Regions from separate parts of the Homo sapiens genome. Here region 1 is linked to region 2. Evidence: chromatin loops called from intact Hi-C (ENCODE). Cell type or tissue: testis. All regions are shown on one strand. Links, peaks and the distances in the headings refer to the core of each region. The heading gives the core; the rest is flanking DNA.

Evidence for each region. Hi-C counts contacts between places; a loop is a spot of excess contacts. Peaks named below come from ENCODE experiments on the same cell type or tissue, not always from the same donor. Only the 100,000 strongest peaks of a DNase experiment are listed, where the experiment ranks them.
Region 1: it touches region 2 in a loop (7-fold over the local background); 81 of 110 quality-filtered maps call a loop at or near these places.

Annotation. Positions count from the first base shown.
Region 1 is chr14:59,050,965-59,059,722 of GRCh38, reverse strand. No RefSeq gene overlaps it. Among named protein-coding and RNA genes, the nearest start is that of DAAM1, 130 kb to the left of the region's middle. In testis, for the core only: CTCF peaks have their summits at 3,902 and 4,109 (motif pointing right); a DNase peak (open chromatin) is centred at 4,082.
Region 2 is chr14:58,507,545-58,516,302 of GRCh38, reverse strand. KIAA0586 reads right to left here. Exons shown (of 31, transcript NM_001329943.3): 28 at 7,594-7,748; 29 at 3,676-3,781. Among named protein-coding and RNA genes, the nearest start is that of KIAA0586, 84 kb to the right of the region's middle. In testis, for the core only: no CTCF peak of the experiment used is centred there; no DNase peak of the experiment used is centred there.

The DNA of each region.
Region 1 (8,758 bases), core at 200-8,199, 540 kb before region 2:
CTGCCCCTGCCCCTGCCCCTGCCTCTGCCTCTGCCTCTGCCTCTCCCCACGGTCTCCCTCTCTTTCCACGGTCTTCCTCTGATGCCGAGCCGAAGCTGGACTGTACTGCTGCCATCTCGGCTCACTGCAACCTCTCTGCCTGATTCTCCTGCCTCAGCCTGCCGAGTGTCTGCGATTGCAGGCACGCTCCACCACGCCTGACTGGTTTTTGTATTTTTTTGGTGGAGACGGGGTTTCGCTGTGTTGGCCGGGCTGGTCTCCAGCTCCTAACCGCGAGTGATCCGCCAGCCTTGGCCTCCCGAGGTGCCGGGATTGCAGACAGAGTCTCGTTCACTCAGTGCTCAATGGTGCCCAGGCTGGAGTGCAGTGGCGTGATCTCGGCTCGCTACAACCTCCACCTCCCAGCCGCCTGCCTTGGCCTCCCAAAGTGCCGAGATTGCAGCCTCTGCCCGGCCGCCACCCCGTCTGGGAAGTGAGGAGCGTCTCTGCCTGGCCGCCCATCATCTGGGATGTGAGGAGCCCCTCTGCCTGGCTGCCCAGTCTGGAAAGTGAGGAGCGTCTCTGCCCGGCCGCCATCCCATCTAGGAAGTGAGGAGCGCCTCTTCCCGGCCGCCATCCCATCTAGGAAGTGAGGAGCATCTCTGACCGGCCGCCCATCGTCTGAGATGTGGGGAGCACCTCTGCCCCGCCGCCCCGTCTGGGATGTGAGGAGTGCCTCTGCCCGGCAACCGCCCCGTCTGAGAAGTGAGGAGCCCCTCTGCCCGGCAGCCACCCCGTCTGGGAAGTGAGGAGCGTCTCCGCCCGGCAGCCACCCCGTCTGGGAGGGAGGCGGGGGGGTCAGCCCCCCGCCCGGCCAGCCGCCCCGTCCGGGAGGTGAGGGGTGCCTCTGCCCGGCCACCACCCCGTCTGGGAGGTGTACCCAACAGCTCACTGAGAACGGGCCATGATGACAATGGCGATTTTGTGGAATAGAAACGGGGGAAAGGTGGGGAAAAGATTGAGAAATCGGATGGTTGCCGTGTCTGTGTAGAAAGAAGTAGACATGGGAGACTTTTCATTTTGTTCTGTACTAAGAAAAATTCTTCTGCCTTGGGATCCTGTTGATCTATGACCTTACCCCCAACCCTGTGCTCTCTGAAACATGTGCTGTGTCCACTCAGGGTTAAATGGATTAAGGGCGGTGCAAGAGGTGCTTTGCTAAACAGATGCTTGAAGGCAGCATGCTCGTTAAGAGTCATCACCACTCCCTAATCTCAAGTACCCAGGGACACAAACACTGCGGAAGGCCGCAGGGTCCTCTGCCTAGGAAAACCAGAGACCTTTGTTCACTTGCTTATCTGCTGACCTTCCCTCCACTATTGTCCTATGACCCTGCCAAATCCCCCTCTGCGAGAAACACCCAAGAATGATCAATAAAAAAAAAAAAGCACTCAAATAATTTTATATGTATATATAATATATATTAAATATATATATGTAAAAAACTTGGTGGGAGAGGTTGGGTGGCTTTTGCGAAGGAATGCAAGAAGTCAAGGGTGACATAAGGTTGTCAGCTTACTACCACCTTATTACACTTGGTTCTCATGTAAATAGTACACTCAAATAATTTTATATGTATATATAATATATATTAAATATATATATGTAAAAAACTTGGAGAGGTTGGGTGGCTTTTGCGAAGGAATGCAAGAAGTCAAGGGTGACATAAGGTTGTCAGCTTACTACCACCTTATTACACTTGGTTCTCATGTAAATAGTAATAATAACAACGGCTGATGATATTGTCCCCAAAAAGGAGACAAAAAGTGCTTCAGAGTGAACACCTTTAATTGGTTTACAGAACTGCCTGTAGTACAATAATGGAAGCAGGCAATCTTAGTCCTAACAGATCTTTCTTTCTCTCCCAAGCTGGTAGACAGATACTGGCTCTTGCCAGACTGCTATCATCAACAGATTGAGTTGACAAGTTTGTAATGAAGGAAAACTTGGAGGGACGAAGTGTAAGAAGTACCCTCATCATTTATGATCTCTGGGCATATGGCTAGGAACAGGAGGAGAGAAAACATTGTGCCTACTGACATTTGCCAGTCTTACAATGAATTTTGATTGAAAAATACATTAACGTTCCCTTTTTTGAGATGTCTATTGTCACCACCCTAATATAAAAAATTATTTTTCCCTTTCTACAATAAGCATGCCCTCATTATTAGGAGTATTAAATCATCGAGAAACACTGAAGTCAGCTAAGTCCCTTTAGCCAAGTATAGGAACTACACTAGCCAAAATGCTCTGGGTGAAGTTCATTACTTAATCATCCACCTTCCAAAAGCAAAGTATCTTTTTCTAGTTTCTTACATATTATCTGTAACATGTAGCTTTTGAGTGGTTGGACTTAACAAAGGCCTGACGATACTTTAGTGAAACTACTTCCTAGAAGAGAAGGCTGAGTTTGAGAAGAGAGTCCTTAAAGCACAGATTAACACTTTCTTGGCTAAATGTTCCAAGCGCATTTGTGGAAGGTACAGAGCTGTCCACTTGGGCATTTAAAAGGGCTACAGAAACCTAGGCCCCTTCCATCTTTGGAGGCTATTAGTTTACTAAAAATTTTTTGAATGCCAAAATAGACGTATAACAGTTGAAATATAGCATGAATACACTTAACAAATTAATACTTAGAAAAAATATAGTGCAATATAACTATGCTATTTAAAAGATAATAACATTCATAAAAGTCATTGCTCCACATAATGGAGGTAGACAGTTAATGGAACATAAGCTTAAAACTATACGACATCTTTCAATGTCATCAGTATACCCCATTTGAAGATCTACTTGAGCCCCTTCACGAATATGGGCCTTGGATAAATAGCCCTTCAGGTCTCTACTAGTATAGAGGTAGTCCCAACTCCTTTAGCCCAAGAAAGCACTTCAAAAATAGATGTTGGAGGCAGTGGATATCCTAAATATCCGTCTTACATGTTCTAGAAGTGTAACAAAATTTCACACATACCCCATTAATATGTACAAATATTAGGTATCAAAAAAGTAGACCTTAGACTTCGTTTTGGGAAATGATGGTTTCTGAGACACTCCTGCCCCTTTCCACTAAGCCTCCTTTCTAGGTAACATTTTTGATGGTCTATTTTGAGTGTTTATGACTTAGGAAGTTATATACCTTGGCTCCTTGTAGGAATGACCCAGAATGCTTATTCTTCATAGGAATGTCCTTTGACAAAAATATAGTGCAACATAATTGCTATTTTATTTTCATTTTATTTATTTTGAGACAGGGCCTCACTCTGTCATCCAGGTTGGAGTGCCTGGTGGATCTTGGCTCACTGCAACCTCCGCCTCCTGGACTCAAGTGATCCCCCTACCTCAGCCTCCCAAGTAACTGGGACCACAGGCACGCACCACCATGCCTGGCTAATTTTTGTGTTTTTTGGTAGAGATAGGGTTTCACCATGTTGCCTAGGCTGGTCTCGATCTCCTGGGCTCAAGCAATTTGCCCACCTTGGCCTCCCAAAGTGCTGCGATTACAGACATGAGCCACCGTGCCTGGCCAATAACTGCAACTTTAAAGATAACTATGCTTTTTAACACAATCCTTGTTGAAGAATCTTTGTAACAGTGTAAACTGGTCCATCTCCAAGAGTGCTGGACCTGGGGATTTGGTCACATGAATTTGGGTTCAAGTTCTGCAGCACCAAGACTAGTTAAGTGACACTAAGAAATTACTAATCCCTCTGAGCCTTGATTTCAACTGTAAAATGGAGATAACAATAGTTCTTATCTCATAGGGTGGTCTGAAGATTGAATGGGTTGCCACAATGAGAGCACTCCTGTGCTGCCTGGCATCTACTGGGCACTCAGATGTTCCTCATCATCACTGTTATTCTTATCCCAAATTCATACTCAAATTTTCAGAAACAGAGCTATATGTAGAAGATAGAAAGTTCAAACCTCTTTTTTTAACTACTTTTTGATATTTTTAGATGTTTCAGATTTTTATTTAAAGAAGTTTAGAGGCACTAATTACTCTGATGGGCTCTGAAATGGGTAATAGCCTTTATGTAGTGCCAAGGCTTGGCCTCCAGATGTCAGTATGAACTCAATTGATGGAGGTAGTTACTATGTGAACCAGTTGGATGGTTAAAGCTCTTCTCTACTTGTCTATTAAATAACATTGCAGATGCACAATCATTCTTTGATTTTAAAAATGTAATAAATAGATACCTTTTAATCTATTACTTTGGGAGACACTGAACCATAAAGCTGGTATGGAAAACATGCAACAAGTATATGAATCTGGAAATACCACTTCAAGAAAGTTGGACACCATTACCACAAATAAAAATGTGGAAAGAGTGTTAAATTTAACAATTGCTCTTGGAGTAAAATTATTATTTACATAATTATGACATCTATCCTATGAGTCCTCAAAAATTATTCAAGAGAATCAGAGGCCATATCTGACATTCCTTACATTCTACAGCTGTGCAGTACATATTTAGAGCCATTTCCATTAGAAAGTGGGATTAAAAATAGGTCCATGTCTATGAAGACCATGTGAAAGTAAATTGCTCCAGAAAGTGTCCCAGATTTATTATGGGTGTTGCTATAGAAACCTCAAGAAGAAGTTTGCTCTTAGAGGGCATCCTTTTTTATTCTATTTGTTCAATAAACATTTATTGAGCATCTACTACATTCCAGGTCGATTTTAAGTGTTGAGAATACAGCAGTAAACAAAGCAGACAAAATCCCTGCCCACATGGTTTATGGTTTAGGGAAAAGAGACAGAGAATAAACACAATAGATAAATGAATAAACAAAATTGTATAGAAGATAAGTGCGACAGATCAAAAGTGGAAAAGAAGGCAAACATTTGAAATACAGTAGTTAATCTAGGACAAAATGAACAAGTGACATTTAAGGAAACACTTGAAGCAAGTGAGGGAGCACACCAGAGGTATATTTGGGAGAAGAGCACTCCAGGTAGAGGAACCAGCAAAGTCAAAGTCAAGGGACAGCAAAAATGCTAGTGTGGCTGAGGCAGACTAGATGGGACTCCTTCCAGGATTTCTGGTAGAGTCATGGCATGATTTGACTTTACTGAAACCCATCTGGTTGTTCTGGTAAGAATAGGTGGCAAGTGTGGAGCAGGGCCAAACAGGAAAACCAGTCAGGAGGCAACTGCAATACTCTAAGATAAAGACTAGTGGTTTGGAATAAGAATTCAGGTGGAGCATCTAAAGATGGTTGTTCAAGTGAAGACATCTGGATGCCTCTGCAGCCTGGAAAGGTCTATTAGTTTAAGGATGAAGCTGTTTTAAAGTCCATTCTAAAACAAACAAAAAATTCCACCCATAATCCTTTTATACTAATGAATTACATCTTGAAACATATTATGGAAGTTAAAAGAAAAGTCTTAGTTTATAATAGTGCAAAAAGAAGAGTCAGAAAAAAGTCAGCATGACAAATACATAAAACTCAAATATATAGAGTACATGACAAATACATAAAACTAATATTTATGGGAGACAAGAAGCAAAGTTTCTTCTGATCTTGGCAAAAATAATGAAACCAGATTTCTATCTTAAAATAAAGAAAATTTCTATCTTAAAGAAAATTCCATTTTCTCTGGAATCCTAATCATTTTTTTCTTAGACCAAACTTAGAAATACCAATTCAGTTTTTAAAAAGTCAATAGACTCTGTTTTAGAGCAGTTTTAGGTTTACAGAAAAAGGAGTTTAAAAGACAGCATTCCCATATACTCCTCCTCCCCCTGCCCCACCCTCAACTAATGCAGCCCTCACCCACGCTAATGCAAGATTTTAATAACTAATTGATACATTATGATCAATTAGATTCCATAGTTTACATGAAGGCTCACTCTTCATGTTGTACATCTCTATGGGTTTTGACAAGGGCCTAACATTATGTATCTAACACTGCAATATCATACAGAATAGTTTCACTGCTCTAAAATTCTCCTGTGCTCCACCCAGTCATCTTCTTCCTTGTCCAGAACCTCTGGCAACCACTGATTTTTTTCTATCTCTATAGTTTTGCCTTTTCCAGAATGTCATATAGTTGGAATCATATAGTATGTAGCCTTTTTAAATTGGCTTCTTTTATTTAGCAGTGTACATTTAAGGCTCTTCTCTTTTTGTGGCTTGATGGCTTATTTTTTTAATTGATTGTTTTGGTTGGAAGCGTCTGTGTGTCCCTCCCTTTGTACTTGTATAAAGAAATATTTCATCTATCCTGTATTACCATCTTTGTACGCAGAACTCTAAATTTCATTACGTACCCTTCCCACATGCCAGCAGGCATTGTTGATTATGGTGACAAATGATATATTCATTAAAATGAGATCCATTTGTTCTGGTAAGGTGTTCCAATAAGGAGACTACAAAATATCATGTAAAGACCCATTGTCACTGGCACCTGATCCAAGTCATCTCTGACTTGGGTCCCGTTTTATGACCCACTCTTGACATTTCCTATTTGCTGTACTACGGGAAAAAGAATCCAGTTTTTCTTTCTACCCCACCTCCACTGTGTGTCAAAGAAAGTGCACAGATACCACATTAGAATAGTAAAATCAGTTACATTGTGTATCACTAGGATTATGTAATAGTTTTCATCTAAACTTTTTTTTTTTGGAGGAATTTAGGTTCAAAAAGCTTTCAGATATTGAAGTATTTATGGGTGAAATGAGATGATGTCTGGAATTTTTTCACTACTCTAGAAAATAACTATGTGTGAGTGGAGGGAAAGAGAGATGAACCAAGATTAAGGTATTGATAATCTTAATCTGGAAGCTGGGTGATAGGTCCAAGGGGGATTCATTACATTATTCTCCTTACTTTTATGTGTATTTTGAATATTTCAATACTAAAAAGTTTTTTAATTTAAAAAAGACAGACTCTGAAAAAAACTAGCAGAAGCTTCCAGAGTATTAATAGTTAATTGTTGTTAGTATGCAAAACTTTCTTCACTTTTTTTGCCAAGAAAGATGTGCCATTGGGAAGCATCTAAGAAAGTTAAGGCATACGTTATTTTAATCATAGTTTCAAGATGGAAACTAGGCTGGGTGCAGTGGCTCACATCTGTAATCCCAGCACTTTGGGAGGCCAAAGTGGGCAGATCACCTGGAGTCAGGAGTTCAAGACCAGCCTGGCCAACATGGTGAAACCCTGTCTCTACTAAAAACACAAAAATTAGCTGGCGTGGTGGCACACAACTGTAATCCCAGCTACTCGGGAGGCTGAGGCAGGAGAATCGCTTGAACTCAGGAGGCAGAGGTTGCAGTGAGCTGAGATTTTGCCACTGCACTCTACCCTGGGTGGAAACTAAAGAGGAAACTGAGATCAAACACACAGTAGTTAACTTTGTCAGTGACTGAAAGAGTTGCAAGGCAAAATCTCATCAGGATCCAGGATAATAACAAAAACAGTATATTAGTCCATTCTCACACTGCTGCAAAGACATGCCTGAGACTGAGTAATTCATTAAAAAAAAGTGTAATCAGCTCATGTTTCTGCAGGTTGTACAGGCTTCTGCTTCCGGGGAGGCTTCAGAAAACTTACAATCATGGTGGCAGGTGAAGGGAAACAGGTATATCTTCACATGGCCAGCAGGAGAGAAAGAGAAAGAGGAAGGAGATGCTACACACTTTTAAACAAGCAGATCTCAGGAGAACTCTATCATAAGACAGCACTAGGAAGATTATGCTAAACCATTATAAGCCATTCCCCTGATCCAATCACCTCCAACCAGGCCCCTCCTCCAACACTGGGGATTATAATTCGACATGAGATTTGGGTGGGGACACAGAGCCAAACCATATTAAACAGTAATTATAATAGAGATAATACTTTATGATTAATATATGTCAGGAACTGTAATAAACACTTTGTATGTTACTTCACACCAATTCTCTGAGGTATTGTTATTTTACTTATTTTATAGGTGAGCAAACAGTGACCTGGAGAGGTTAAATACCTTGCCCAAGGTCACCCTCTCTAAGTAGTAGAGCCATACCTGGAATCAAGACAATCAGCTTCCAGAGCCTGAATTAGCTACTATACTGTGCTTTGTCTCAATCCAAAGTCAAAGAAAAGTGAACTTAGTTAAGTGAGCTGGAAATGCCTGGGAGAATCTTATCTGTCTATAAATCTGGGTCAAGTTAAAGTACAGCACATGATTGTGTGCATTAGTGTCTTGTACACACTGGTGAGAGAGGAGATCCAGGACTAGGATGAGAGGATGAGGCACTCACCTTGGGCGTAAAATTTAAGGAGGCATGTACCAAATAGCTCAGTAATTAAGATACATACTATTTCAATGCAATATCTAATAAATTAATACAAACAAATTTATTATGAATAAAGTATCCAAATTTTAAATACAGGATTAGTAACAGTGCTATTCCAAGCCATACTGAAGTCTGAAACAATAGGAAAAATCTGTCATGCTGATCCAGTTTTTATATAAAATTTTGATATTTTGTTCATCCTGGATATTTTTGCATAGGTTTTTAAATTTTAAAAACATTTCACTAAAACATGATGTATCTTGATTACTGAGGCTTTTGATGTCCCCCCTAAATTTTGTGCTCATGATGAGTAAGACACTAGTCCTAGCCTGTAAAAGAATTTATGATTACTAAGAAGTCCTTGGGGTTTTCCCCTTTTCTGCCCCCAAATTATTCCATCGAATCCTAGGATTTGCTCAATCCAAAGGAACTAG
Region 2 (8,758 bases), core at 156-8,155:
TCAAAGTGGGGCATCCTGTCTTTCTGGCAGTGACAGCCACTCCTCTCATTCAGGCCTGCACCAGTGAGAGAGACTCTCTGCCTTTCCCCACAATCTTTCTCTAGAGGTCTGTGCAGAAGATGCCTACAAGTGGGTGTGAACTCCACTTGTATCTGTGACTACCAATGGTTCTATACTTGGCCTTTAGAAACCCACTTAAAAAGTTTAACCAAATACTTCTTATCTGCTTGATTGGTGCCTGGTGTCTCTTCCTGTAACCATGCTCTGTCACAAGTGAGACAGTGCTTGTGTCTCATCTCTTTTTGGAGGAGTCTGTCTTTCCTTGGACTTTAGGCTACTTAGTTGCTCTGCATCAGAAGCTCTCTGATGGGTTCAAGAAATGTTAATGATTTTGTAGTTTATCTGACATTTTATTATAGTTAGGGTGAAAGTGACACTCTTTCCAATTTCCTCATCCTAGGTAGAAACAAAACTCCCAAATTCAGCAACATTTCAAAGTGAATTTATTTTTTGTTAACCAATAATAGCATGGATTTGTGGACATTTATTCAGACAACACTTGTTACACATTTGGATTCACAGATTTTTGGCACACTTATTAGTCTGTGCCCCAACCCCTCCCTATCAGAGATACACACACATAGTTTTGAAATCCCTATCATATCTTAAGATTTTTAAAAATCAACTTAAAACCCTTATAACTATGGTTTTGAAATTACTAAGGTCAATTGTAGTTCTGATAGCTATTGTAATTTAGCTAAATTTCAAATACAAAGGCAAAAAATGCACCATTCTACTAAAAAAGAAAAATAATTTGCGCACGTGGTCAAAATTAGCTTCTAAGAATATATAAGCTTTGAATTTCCTAATGTTCACATATTTAAAGTTATTGTCACAGCTATATGAGTATAAAAGGTGCTAAATTTTCTAGAATTTAACTCAGGACATAATGCCAGAAAGAAATATTTGTGATTCTGTATTTCCCACAAAAATGTAAACTGATTTTGACAAATAACAGCAATTACACCTATTACTTTTAGCACTTTGATACTTATTTTCTGAGTAACGTGTAATCTACAAATAAGAAAAACTAAAAACTGCTGTGATTTTTTTCAAGCAAATTTGACAATCCAATCTATTACAGCATTTTACCATAAAACATATGACTTATTTTTTCCCCATTGACTGATAGTAGTATATAGTATGTTTGACTTTGTAATGATAATTTATTATGATGGTCTTAAAATTTAAAGAGAAAAAAAGAAGGAAAATAATTTTTAAAGTGTACTATTTTAATACATTACTTTATAGAATTTAATTGTTCCTGGGCTCATGACAAATAAATTGACTTAAAACTAGCCTCTTATTTGTATTGATGAAAGTTAATTTGTACAGCAAAAGATGAGTAAAAATTAACTTGTACAGCAAAGGGGGAAAAATAGAAATGACCATTCAAATACTTTTTTAAAAAGTACTTTCACTATAAAACTGTTAGATACATTAATCAGTACATAGAATCAGGTAAGTGGTATCACGTGGTCAAAGATAGACCCAATAAATTCAATACCAAATTAAAAGGTTTTACTCTTAAAGGCTCCAAAGATACCATTTGTCAGAACAATGAATTCCTCTCTTTTATATTAAAATCTGAAAGTAATAATCAAGGTGGAAAAAAACTAAGTACTTTACTAAGTTCCTAGCAATATGGTGCTGGAATCTGTGTCCTACCATTCTTCAGTTAATTTTTAATGGATGATCATTAAAACAGCTGCTACTGCTCCTTTCTTTATAGACATATATTAAACTACTACACATTTCAAGTGAAATACATGATACTTCCCCCTGAAATAGCCAAAATTTGGGGTTCTAGTATTCTTGGAAGCATTTATCTGCTAGAAAAGATGTGGTTTTAATTCCCCTGTGATAAGGTGAATTTCCTTCATTATCTTCAAGGTTTCTATGTATGAGAGGATTGAATTCCTTCAAGGTCACCCAAAGTCCTGAGAGCTCCAGAGAATTATTTTGGCACTCTGACTTCTATTTTCTGCAACATTTGGCAATGTCTCAGAGTTTCATCAGAGAAAAAAAATAATAAAACCCACAAAATCTATGGGGAAAAAAGTCATAACTGATTATATTTGCCAAGGCAATCATATTCATTCAAGAAATTTTCTAGTATAAAGATATGTACCAATTATAGAGTGAAAGACTTCGCCTGTATTTAAAATGTTCTCTTTATAGCCCACTGGTATTTATTTGTTTTAGTCAAGGCTGGTATAGGTCTGCTCTCCTACCTTTTGTATTAGATGTAAAATTAAATGTAAAACATTTCAAATGTATTAAATCCAACTGTTGTAAACCCTTTCCACATAAAACTTCCTTCTACCAGCTAACATCTTACCAGAGACATTTTCCTATCAGCTGAGAAAAATAATTATTTCATTACATACAACATCCTCAAGAAAATGAAATTCATTTGTAATGCCAAAAATGATTGATTTTTAAAAACATTAAAGAAACTATCATTGACTGCGAAGGACAGTTCATAAATGAGAACTCAGTAGAAGAACATGAAGTAAATTCTGACATTATCTTAGAAACATTTATCTGCCCATATCGATATACTATCATGATTAATTCTTAAATCACCAGAAGAAGAGTTTTATAGGTATTTTCCATAGTACATTAATATTAACGTACTATGGTGAGGTTAAAAAAAAAAAGGGTCAGGAGGACAAAGTTCTGAAAACTTGGAGCAAGAGGGGAACAGACAACAAATGGAAGAGTGAAAACCTAAACCTTAAGTGGCATAATCTTACTATCTTGAGCACTTCCTCATTTAGGTCCTTCCCAAAACACCAAATGCATAGTTACATTCGCAATTATACCGGCATTCAATAATATGCATTTGCTCAATTAAATATTATTTGAAAATTAAATAAAAATCACAGTTATAAAAGCAAAAAAGAAAAATTCCACTTCTCAAAATATTTCTAATACTTCTTCCAGAATTGTGGGCAGAAAGTTTTTAAACAGAAGAGATCTTAATTTCTACTGCCAAATTTCAGATTTTAGGTTATAGAAAATGTAAATGACTAAGAAGCAAGATGGCAAACAAAACACAAGGCCAACAGCCTTGTAGAAACATAGAGACAACATCAAAATGCTTGAACGCTGACTGTGGAATTAAAGGTAACCACACGAGTTTGATAAAGAACTATGATATGGTCATCCATATCACAGTATGTAATATGAGAGGCAATTGCTTTTAAGTTATACTTGGTCAGCACCACCACGCACTAAATAATGTGCTTTACAAAGCATATTAAATACAGCCATAATCCCTGTCTTTAACATATTGTAATGTCAAACAGACCTATATACAGATAAAAAGACCTTGGTATTCAATTGAACAAGAACTAAAAGGCAAGGGTAAAGGAAAGACACCAGCTAAGAGTTTAAAAAATCCACTAGAAATAGTGTTTACTGGTAAAAAGAACTAACATAGTCAAATACAATACCGATTCTTCATGTAAATGGACTAAATGAGAGAAAACAAAAGAAAACAAAAACCTAGAGAGCAGTGGGATGTATAAAAAGTAAAGAATTCTCATATTTGTTCAATATTCAGACAAGTATCAAACTATTGTATTATTACATAAAAACAAGTCTTACCTTGTTGCTGTGAAGGTGCAATATCAGATTTATTTCTAACACGTAGGTAACTTTGTGATGGTTTGTGTTCAACTTGCTTAACATCCTGATTTTGCTTTAGTTGGTACTAAATAATTTAAGATATGAAGTCATAATATTATTTTTTAGTTACTTAAAAAAATCTGAGAAGTCAAATTATTCAAGTGTTTATAAAATTTTAATAATATGCTTGCTTTCTAGTTGCTTTTTATTGCTTTTTATTTATTCGCACTTCTACCAATAAATAGGTGATGAGGTACCTATTACAAAAGAAAAGACGTTGCAAAAAAAAACCTTTAAAAAGATTTGGATCATATATACAGATTTCAAATATTCAAGTCATTTCTGTCTATTTTCATTAGAGAATTCAGAGCTACTTATGAATCAAACTACTTTATATACATATAATGGATTTAGACAGGATAAGAACTTAATTTGGCAGCAAACTCTTCCATATAACCACTTTTTGCATAAAATGAAAATCTGCATAATGCACTGCAATTTTCGAAGAGCTTTTATATATAGTAACATCATTTAATTCTCAGAAGTGTGAGTAGGTATTGTTATCTTCCATTTGCTATTCAAGAAACATACGCTCCACCATAAGCACTATCATCTCTCATATAACATAACCAAATTTGAAATTTACAGTAGTCATAAATCTCTTCGTAATCACACATCACAAATTGTGTGATTTTCTTTCTTCTCTTTCCTATTTTATGCGCTTAATTATAAATGAGCCCCTGAAAATAGCTTTAACAGGAACTTAAAAAGAAATCCCTGGACCCTTATCAATAAATACAACCATAGAAGAATCTAAAACATCTGTCCACATGGACACAATGTAATCACTGCACCTCTGACAGGCATCCTCTTTATCTAGGGGTAAAAATTAGTAGCTCTAAGCTGCAGTAATAATAACTAGCCTTAACTCTGGTCTTCCAAGTTTAGAGCCGTTAGTCATGTATGTTTCTGCCTCGAAGGAAATATTATCTTGGTGTGTATTTCTAAGATGGGTACTAGGACTACCTCTGGCTCTGGCTGCTGAGACTTTGAACGTTTCTATTGGTTTCCTTACTTACTCACAGCGAATAAGAGCTGTGACCACAGGAGCTAAACTGCCTGTGTTCAAATCTGGGTAAGGCATTTTCTAGCTTTGACCTTGGGCAAGTTATTTAACTGCTCAATACCTCAATTTCCTCATTCATGAAATGGGGATAATAGTAACAACTACCTCATTAGGCTGTTATAATGATTAAATAAGTTAAAATACGTAAAAAACTTAGAACAGCATCTAGCACTATAAATGTGTGCTATTATTACTAACCATAAGTCCCTGCTAGCTAAAGAAATCTAACAAGGGAATTTTTTGAGGCCCTTTCTTCTGGTAACACTTTATAGTTTTATTCTAAAACAAGCCATCAATTAAAAGGAAGTAATCTTTCTTTTATTGTTAAAGTTTTATTGAGATACATGTAACAGACAATAAACTGCACATATTTAAAGTGTCCAATTTGCTGTTTTGACCTACCTATAAACCCATGAAACCATCACCACAATCAAGATAATACAATAAACATATCCATCAATCTCAAAAGTTTTCTCACACCCTTTTATCTTCTCCTTCTTGCCCTTTCCACCTCTAACTCCTACCATCACCCCAAAATAACTGAAATGCTATTACTATAAATTAGTTTGCATTTTCTAAAATTTTATATAAATAAAATCAGTGTTTTTTTTTTTTGGTATGGCTTCTTTACTCAACATAACTTTTGTAAGAACCATCCATGTTATTGTTTGTATTCATAGTTCATGCCTTTTGGTTGCTAAGTATTTCACTGTACAGGATACACCACAATTTGTCCATTTACCAGTTGATTGACATTTGTGTTGTTTTCAGTTTTTGGTTACTACAAATATAAGGTTGTATGAACATTCACGTACATGTCTTTGTGTAAATATATGTTTTAGTTTCTCTTGAGAAACTAGGAGTGAAATGCATGGTTCATATGGTGGGTGTATATTTTTAAATGGCCAAGCTCTTTTCCATAGGGGTTGGATCGTTTTACATTCCCAATCAACAAAGTATGAGAGTTCAGTTGCTCCACATCCTTGCCGACACTTGGCATGACCGCCTTTTAGATTTTAGATATTCTAATGGATGTGTGGTGGTAGCTCATTGTGGTTTTATTTTGCATTTTCCTAATGACTAACTCTGCTGAGAATCTTTTTTTCTTTTTTCAAGAAGGAGTTTTGCTCTGTCACCAGGGTGGAGTGCAGTGGCGAGATCTTGGCTCACTGCAAACTCCACCTTCTGGGTTCAAGTGATTCTCCTGCCTCAGCCTCCTGAGTAGCTGGGACTACAGGTGCACACCACCACACCCAGCTAATTTTTGTATTTTTAGTAGAGATGGGGTTTCACCATGTTGGCCAAGATGGTCTCGATCTCTTGACCTCGTGATCCACCTGCCTCAGCCTCCCAAAGTGCTGGGATTACAGGCGTGAGCCACCACGCCCAGCTAAGAATCTTTTTATGTGCTTATTTGCCATTTATATTATCTTCTCTGGGTAAAGGACTGTTCCAAATCTATTGTTCATTTTTCAACTGGATTGTTTGTTTTCTTAATATTGAGTTATGTGAGCTCCTTATATATTCTGAACAGAAGTCTTTGATAAGATAAGTGATTTGTAAATATTTTCTCCCAGTCAGTGGCTTGCCTTTTAATTCTCTTAACTGTGTTTTGAAGAACAGAAGTTCTTATTTTTGATAAGACCAATTTAAAAAATTATTATTCATAGATAGTACCTTTGGTATCATATCCCAGAAATGTTTGCCTAATCATGGTCACAAAAATTTTTTTTATATCGAAGTTATTAACAGATACTTTTTCATTATTAACTAGTTTTTCCTGATCATTGCTTGGTCACAGATTGGTAATACTGAACCCCACATAATCATGTGTTCCATAAACAATCTTTATCTTACGTATTTTTTGGTTTCATCCGTAACATGTCCTGCTGCATAATACCATGAATACTTATTCATAAATTAGTTCAAAATGGGTAATTTTGAACGAATTGCCAATACACAAATAAAAAACTACTTAATATTGAACTTTTTTAGATTAACATCTTGGTGAGTAATTAACCTATTTTTTCAGTACACAAGATTGCATGGGCCATTGGCTTACCTCAGCATTAAATTTCTTATGCAATACATTTCTTATGAAACACTTTTTACAAATTTCAATGTAATAAACACTTATCAAGCACCTACTATATGTAAATTACTGAGCTAGGTATTGCATGCAGATACAGAGATGTAAATGAAATCGCTACCTTACTTTTATATATATTATTTTTATGTTTTATTTACTTATTCATTTTTTTTGAGACAAGAGTCTCACTCTGTCACCAGCTGGAGTGCAGTGGTGTAATCTGGGCTCACTGCAACTTCTGCCTCCCGGGCACAAGCAATCTGCTGCCCACATCAGCCTCTCAAGTAGCTGGAACTACAGGAGCCGAGCTAATTTTTGTATTTTTTGTAGAGATGGCATTTTGCCACATTGCCCAGGCTGGTCTGAAACTCCTGGACTCAAGCGATCCACTGTCTCAACCTCCCAGAGTGCTGGGATTACAGGTGTGAGCCATTGCACCTGGCCATTATTTTATTCTTTAATTTAAAGATAGGGAATTAAGGCTTAAAAGAGGCTAAGTAATGTGTTCTAGGGCACAGCTTGGGTGAACTAGATTTATATTCAGACTTGAGTTAGGAAATAAAGGAGGCATGATTTGAAGCTATCTGACTCCAGAGGCTTGGCTCTTGACGGGGTACCACGCTAAGGCAACAGTGTTTCAATTCTCATTTTAAGTAAAATACAAGTGCTATTAATTTGGTACCTGGGAAAAATCTTCAGCGGCTACTGGTAAATTAACATCATTTTCTTGTGCTGTCAGAAGTGTTGTGGGAAGAACCAGCTTAGAATTTGGCTCCAACTCCAATTCTCCCAAACTCATTGGACCATGACTAGCACATGAATCTTCATAAATACTACCTGTTATCAAAAATGTAAATAAAAAGTTAAAATAAAGTGTTAAATTTATCTTCAAAAATGAACAAGTAGTTGACTAAAACCACCAATATTTCTCACCTGCTGAATTAGAACTAGCAGTGTACTTCAAACAAAAACACCTGGACCAAGCCTTCACTGCAATTAAAACCAAAACTCAGAGAGAATGCAAAAAGTACCTATGTTCAAACAAATCCATGGAATATTCTATGTAAAGTTCCAGTCAACAAGTTGCCCATGCAGTTCATCTGCAGCCTCCTTCCCACATACGAACTCTTAATACTCCTGCTTACCTTTCCTATCTCTAAGAGTCAATAGAATACTTTCTATCTAAAATGTAATCTTAAAGCAAAGGGCAATTTCCTGCCTGGAAAATGTTGGTATTGCCTAGCTCTATTCTGTAGATTTTGTTCTTCAAGTGATCAAGCTCTTATTTTCTTATCTAAATGGCACCTCTGGCTGAGTGCAGTAGCTCATGCCTGTAATCCAGCACTTTGGGAAGCTGAGGTGGGTGGATGCCTAAGGTCAGGAGTTTGAGACCAGCCTGGCCAACACGGTGAAACCTGTCTCTACTAAAAATACAAAAATTAGCTGGGTGTGGTGGCATGGCACCTGTAATCCCAGCTACTCAGGAAGCTGAGGCAGGAGAATCGCTTGAACCCAGGAGGCGGAGGTTGCACTGAGCTGAGATCGCATCACTGCACTCCAGTCTGGGTAACAAAATGAGACCTCGTCTCTAAATAAATAAATAAATAAATAAATAAATAAATGGCACCTCAGTCAAATCAGTAAAAAGAAGACAAGAGCAGAGATATCTATGTATCTAACCACTGTACCTTTGTATTGCACTATATACTCCAAGCACTTTCATATATGAGTACATTATCTTATTACATTTGAACTTTACAATCATTCTGTAAGATAGGTTAGACATCATTGTAACTGTCTCTCACTGACATTACTAAGGTTCAGAGAAGTTAACTAACTGTCCAAAA